Regions from separate parts of the Homo sapiens genome. Here region 1 is linked to region 2. A link is a contact called in ENCODE Hi-C data. All regions are on one chromosome and are shown on one strand. The core of a region is the stretch at or near the end of the contact, and the rest is flanking DNA. Distances in the headings are between cores, read along the strand shown. Region 1 has its middle 140 kb from the start of PJA1. Region 2 has its middle 73 kb from the start of YIPF6.

What was found. A loop is a pair of places that touch in the nucleus more often than their neighbours do. Pooled maps may share reads with other maps.
Region 1: a loop to region 2 is called in a map with no recorded cell type, with 17 times the contacts of the local background. The contact joins two enhancer-like sites. A Hi-C loop is called at or near these places in 2 of 37 single-sample maps with no recorded cell type and 2 of 50 pooled maps.

What each region holds. Positions count from the first base shown.
Region 1 is chrX:69,026,206-69,029,769 of GRCh38, forward strand. No RefSeq gene overlaps it. Among named protein-coding and RNA genes, the nearest start is that of PJA1, 140 kb to the right of the region's middle. RefSeq lists an enhancer at 2,135-2,324. Within about 2 kb of position 1,351, at least 7 of the 41 ENCODE cell types and tissues checked have a DNase peak (open chromatin) inside an H3K27ac peak, as active enhancers do.
Region 2 is chrX:68,570,250-68,573,572 of GRCh38, forward strand. No RefSeq gene overlaps it. Among named protein-coding and RNA genes, the nearest start is that of YIPF6, 73 kb to the left of the region's middle. RefSeq lists enhancers at 1,358-1,652, 1,422-1,671. Within about 2 kb of position 1,667, at least 2 of the 41 ENCODE cell types and tissues checked have a DNase peak (open chromatin) inside an H3K27ac peak, as active enhancers do.

The sequences.
Region 1 (3,564 bases), core at 101-2,600, 460 kb after region 2:
ATCTCTGATTTGTAGTGTTGCCAATTGCCATGGTATAAATACTCCCACAGTGGCTGAATTCAAGCTATGAATATGACATCACTGGATACAGCTTTGTAAAGAGATATGCACATGCAGTTCTCATGAGCCAATGTGAGCCTTGGCCTGGGCTGGGGGTCAGAATCAGAAATTTATTTATTGGAGGGGGACTGGCCAGTAGATGGAGGATGAGTGGTGACTGAGGTTGCTTGTGTCATACGGCCTCTGCCTGCACTGGCTTGGAGATCTGTAGGCTGATTTGACACCTGCAGAGGAAGGAGAATACGAGTGGTTTTGTGTGTGTGTGTGTGTGTGTGTGTGTGTGTGTGTGTGTGTTTGTGTAAGTGACTGGGGGTCATGGAGAAATACTGATAATTTTGATCCTTAAAATGATAGCCAGTCGGGTTCAGTGGCTCACACCTGTATTCCCAGAGCTTTGGGAGGCCAAGGCAGGTGAACCATTTAAGCCCAGGAGTTCAAGACCAGCCTAAGCAACATAGCAAGACACTGTCTCTACAAAAAAATAAAAAAATTAGCCAGATGTGGTGGCATATGCCTGTGGTCCCAGCTATGTGGGAAGATAGCTTGAGCTAAGAAGGTGGAGGCTGCAGTGAGCTGTGTTTGCACCACTTCACTCTAGCCTGGGCAACACAGTGAAACGCCATCTCATTAAAAAAAAAAAAAAAAAAGATAACCCCACTTCTATGTAGTGCTTTTCTGTGCCAGGCCCTGTGTAAGCATTTTGCATGTATTCATTTACTTGACCTCAAAACCACCCTGTGAGGTAGGTTGCTATTATTATCTCAGTTTTACAGATGGGGAAAATGAGGCACAGACAGATTAAGTAACTATCACATGTCACATAGCAGTCTGGCTCCAGTCTGCTTTCAGTCGCTATGTTGCACTGCCTCTTGTCTTACTTCCCTAATGGAATCTTCTTGAAGTAGACCTCTTGCCTGGGCCCGTAGTACCCAACAGGGCTCTCTGGCCTGGCCTGCTGCTCCTAAAATGCTTCCTTCCACCCATTTCTCTAGAACGTTCCTGCCAGCTGGGGCAGCTGCATGTGACCTCTCTGGGCCTGACGCCACCCACACCCCAGCAGACTCAGCTCTCAGCTTTATTCTTTGTGACAGTGAGACCTGGGACGATGATATGTGTGTGTCGAGGTGAGGGGTGGCTAAGCATGGGTGGCCTTTTGGAAGAGGGAGGCAACTCTGTCTGGGAGGAGGAACAGGAAAAGGAAAGAAAATGAGCATGAAACCAGTGGAGGAGGGGTGGAAGCTCCAGTCTTGCGCTTGGCCCACGCTGCTCTCAGCATTGCTGTGACCTGTACACACACTCAGGGCAACGTGAGGTGGGACTCGCTGAAATGTAAACAGGATGAGAAGATATGGGCTTCTGCAGGAGGCTTGTGGAATTGACTCATCATTTATAGCATGTGTGTATGTGTGTGTACATGCACAGGCCTGCTTACACACCCATATTCAAAAGAGAGACTGTAGCTGAGTGTGATCAGCCAGGTACATTTGTGGGATGCTGTGACTGTGTATGTCAGAAACATTGACGTCCTTGACTCCTGGAATTTCCCTGGACCTCTGGAAAAACCCAGGGGAGGTTTGGCAAGAGCTCCAGAGAATGTCTGAGAGGGTGCCGAGAGGGCCAGACTGGCTCTAGGAGGGGCTTTCCTCTGTGCTGAGATTACCAGCCCTCCTCCTACCCCTATGAGACAGCAGTCCTCAGCCTCCAGCACATGCCTGGAGAGTGGTGAGGCATTTCCTCTGAGCCTTACTCCGCAAAGGGAAGAGACAAGACGTCTGAGGAAAAGCTTGTGAGGAAACACCTGGGGTGAGCACCTGGACTGGCCTGGACTTGGCTGTCCCCGTTGTTGCCTAGAGCCTCAGGAACAATCCCAACGTCCCAGCTCTCTCCCAACCATGTGGTGTAGAGGAAGGAGAAAGGCCTTTGCAGTCCATCGGGATCTGGATTTTAACCCTTCCTCCATCACGTACCTGTCTTGGGACCTTGAGCCACCTCCCTCACAAGACTGAGCCTCTGTCTCCTCATCTATAAAGAGGCGTTATCTGTGTCCATAGAGAGCTTTCTAGGCATGAGGACAAGAGATGTTGGGTTAATCTGAAACAGTGGGTATGAATAAGGAGGACTAGTACTCAGGCACTGGGTTTGGGGCCTGTCAATCATCTGTTGATGTGTAAATAAAGAAGAGTCCAGCAAAGGGTCAAGTGCAGGATGGAAGACCCTTTCCCATCCTTCTTGCCCTAAGAGAGAGGAAGAGCTTCTGGAAACCCAGATTCTTGGCCTGGGAAGAGGTTGCTTTCAGTATCTGCCCACAGAAGGGGAAAGAGGAAGTGAGTATAACTGAAAGCTCTTTGAGAACAGGGACTGGCCCTCCTGTTCATTTCTGTGGCCCCCCTTCCCCCAGTTACCTAGCACTGGGCTTGGCAGAACATAGGCGCTCTGGCCACATTTATGAACTAAATATACAATCTCATTTGCAACCTCACAGCAACCCAATGGGATAGTTACTATCATCCTCCATTTTACAGTCATAAAGTGAGGGCCAGGAAGGCGAATGCATCTGCTCAGGGTCAAACTAGCTGTAGTAGCACAGCAGGGATGCAGTCTGTGTAACACAAGTCCATTCTTGTTCCATTGCACCACTCTGCTGTCTTCACCCCTAACTCTCTGTGATGCTGCCCTGATCAACACTCTGGCTGGTGGGGAAGGCCACTGGGTCAAATGGAGAGCCCCACAGGCAGAGATTGGTGAGGGGTGTGGGTGACAAAATTTCAGGCCACTCCTGACTTGAGCTGGATCCTAGCTGTTCTATTGCCACAAGTGTCCTAGGATCTCAGAGTGTGCTAGTAGTGGGCAAGACCACCTCTGATGAACACATACAATGAGGGACTATGGGGCAATGAGATGTTGGGAAAGGGAAAGGAAAAGGTGTGGGAAAGGACAACTGCTGAAAATAGCAGAGACAGGCACCCTGGCCTTCCTGGTTATCTATTGTATCTAAAGATACAATAAAGTACTTTGAGGTTCTTCCTGGAGTCTATCATAAGTCCTTCCTGCTGCTATCTAAACCCATTCTTTCTAGCTTTATTGCATCTGGGCTTCTATACAAACAACTTTTTACTGTACTTTAAATAACATCCTTTCAGGGGCTCTGGCCGGCAAAGAAAACTCCTCTACTCAAGCCAAGAGTGAGGAGAACTTGCACCAACTCTACCCAAGGAAATCAATTGCCGAACTCATTGCCTAAAGGGGCCTGAGTAAAAAGAGCCCTGGACTCAGCTTCTGGCTCTCCCAGTGACTGTCTGTAACTTTGGACATGTTATTTGGGCATTCTGTGCCCCAGTTCCCACATGTAGAGTAGGTATTATCCATTGACCTCCTATCTTAGGAGCATGGCAAACAGTCACTGCTCAATAATCAGAGTTGTGGTCTGGTGATAACATGAATCTGCATCTTCATGGAATTCCGCTCACTGATTCCTGCGCCTTTGACTTGCCTTGGCTGAGAGTT
Region 2 (3,323 bases), core at 417-2,916:
CCAAAATTAAGAAATAGCCTTGGAACAAAGGTAAAATCCAGGGTACTCTCTGGAAAACATGGTCTAAAAATAAAACTGGAAGTATGACTGTAAAATCTTTTGTTAAAGCCTCAGAAAGATCCAAGGTCATGCTTCAAAGAGCTGTTCAGTCAAGCAACAGAGCTTTGAAGAAGCTTAAGGGCACTGTCCCTCAGTAGTCACAGCAGATGTCCAATGTTAGGAAGGGCTTATCTCAAAGATATTTTTGGACAAAGCTTTGGTGTAATGGTGTAATGGGGTAAACCTTAATAAGAATCAGAGAACACTCACAAAGTTTTAAAGAGAATTATATTTATGGGAACATTTCCAGCCTGAACTGAAAGGGGCAGAGACAATACAAAATGACAAGAGACCTTTGGATCTCCAAAATTCTACTGGCAGGAAGAAAGCTGAAAAAATCATGCACCTGGAAACAGAGTGTTTTTTGTGGAAAGGAAAGATGACTCAGAGGATAGAACCAAGAGCCCAGGGGGGAGAGCCAAGAGGTGCAGAGAATTATTCCCAGACCGAGTCCTAATCAAGGAACTTGCAACATGTCCTTAGGTATATTTCAGAATTGTTTATGGAACAGCGACTCCTTTGTGCCTGTTTTCCCCTTTCCTTGTACAGTAATGTCTGTAGAGGTTATTCTACTCATTCCCACCATTGCATGTTGGGTGTATCCGTGGCCGATATCTTTTCTCTTTGGTTCACAGGTCCTCAGGTTGAGAGGAACTGTACTCCAGAAGCTATACTTAAAGAACTACATCTGAGGAGCATTATGTGCACCTGGACCTGGACCTGATCTCAGTGATGAGAATCTAGACTTCAAACTGATAGTGTAATGGGATGAGACTTTTAGGGGCCTTGGGAGGAGTGAGTGTACTTTGCATATGGGAGGAATATCAATAGTTGGTGGAAAGAGGGAGAACTGCAGTAGCTGTGAAATTTGTCCACAAATTTTTTGCTACTCCTTCCTTTCAAAGGAAGACCCTATTTCCCTTCCCCTTGAGGGTGAGCTGCTTTTACTGTCTTGTTTCTAATGAATAGGATAAAGAAATTCATCAGTGACTCGCTTCTAACGAATAGAATAAAGCAAAAGTGATTGTGACATTTCAGAGACTAGATCATAAAAAAGACAGTGCGGCTTCCTCTGTGCTCCCTCTCTAGTGGAGCACTCACTCTGGGGTAAGTTAGTTGTCATGTCCTGATGGCATTCAAGTAACCTATGGAGAGGCCCACAATTTGAGGGACTGAGGTCTTCTGCCAGCAGCCACATGACTGAGCCATCAGTGAAGCAGATCCTCCAGCTCCATGCAAGCCATCAGGTGACTGCAGACAGTGGCAGATTTGATAGATGAGACTTCTTTCTAGGCAGGCTGGCCACCCTTTTCTTGAAAGATTCTGTGTGGTTTCTGGCAGCTCTCTGTGTGTGAGCAGGGAGGGGATGGCCAAACTTCCGCTGTCCTGGGCAGAGCACACCAACATATCTACTCTATCTTTTCCAGGGGAAGGGTGGATTAACTAGCACAGGTCTTGTTTTAGAATGATAGCACCAAGCAAGGAAATTCTAGGAGGAGTTTTCAAGCTCCTCTACTCTCAATATGGAAGGCTGACTAAACTGGTGACTTTGAGTGTGTGTGGGAGCCACCTAGTATATCTCATGACTCAGAACTTACATGAGTCACTTCTAAGGCTAATAATGAGCTTGCAAGGTTAGAAGGGCTGTGTCTCCCTAAAGTCTGCTTTTAGACACACATGCACCAGCCTTGTGCCTGTTCTAGGATAGGTTGTGTGCTTTGTCTTGGGTACCCTGCTATCACTGTTGAGAAATTTCTCAGTCCACTGGGAGAAGAAAATTGTTCATTTCCATGCTCACACTTCCTCTGCTCTCTCTGTCCTGATTGGCTAACCATGGTACTGGGGTGAGAAAGCTGAGACTAGTGGTGTTGCTAGAGCGAGGTTGTCTTGACTTAGAAGAGCTGATTGTGAAATTTTCAGAAATTTTGCTTGCTGATTATTAGTCACAGCCATTATTAAAAATTAATGTACATGGCATGAAGCATATATGGCAAGATGTTAGTGAATCTAACTGGTGTGTATATGGGTGTTCAATGTGCTATTTTTTCCTATTTTCTGTATGTTTAAAAGTATATATTTATTTTTTAAAATTAAAAAGGCAACACAAACAAAAAAATTAATGTACATGAACTTACTATTAAATGCATTACATTAAAACATAGATAGCAAATACTCAAAACTAATCAATCACTTCCTAGTTATTTTACTACACTCTTACCTACACTTTTTTTTTTTTTTTTTTTGAGACGAAGTCTTGTTCTGTTGCCCAGGCTGGAGTGCAGTGGTGCAATCTCGGCTCACTGCAACCTCTGCCTCCTGGGTTCAAACAATTCTCCTGCCTCAGCCTCCCGAGTAGCTGGGATTACCGGCATGCACCACCACACCTGGCTAATTTGCCTGGCAATGTTGGCCATGCTGGCCATGTTGGCAAGGTTGGTCTTGAACTCCTGACCTCAGGTGACCCACCCACCTTGGCCTCCTGAAGTGCTGGGATTATAGGTCTTATCTACACTCTTGAAGTTATTTTGTCCATTCTGTATGTATGGTGGAAATACTGAATATACATATAATGGTATGTTCCTGTACTTCTGCTCAACTCTGCATTCAGTGATACAACATTGATAGCATGAAATCAGCCATTGTGGGAGTATTTGCAGCATAGAAATCAGCAAATGCTACAGGTCTGACTTTTTTTTCTCAGAAGAGCTGGTTGTTAAGCATTTACCAGTACATCACTGGCTGGCACCCAACTGTTGATACAGACAAGGGTGGACTTCATGGCATCTCACAACTTTTTAAATTGAACCTTGTTTCAAGAGACTCAGCTAGGTGATCTTCAAACTACAACAAGTCTAAATGGATGAGATTAACATTCTCCTGCTGGAAGGACTCTGTGAAACCCTGCCTGCTCTTGCAGGTCAGGATAGGGACCATACAGAGCCATGGGTGCTGCCAATCATTCATGCATTCATGACTTAGAAGAATCCTGTCATGTACCTCTCCTAGGGCAATTTGGAGGTCAGGTCAGTGGCTGTCCAGTCTGCCTCACCAGGCAAATAGGCATTCTAGAAAGAATTGTCTGAGAGGGATGGAGAGCAGCTGCTCCATACAGTAACCACAATGACACCATTAATCTCACCCTAGGGTCTTGAGCCTTTGCAAATAATGCTACCTTGGCAAAGAATGGCAGAATCTTAAGTTTCAGGGGGTATCTCAATCTGAAC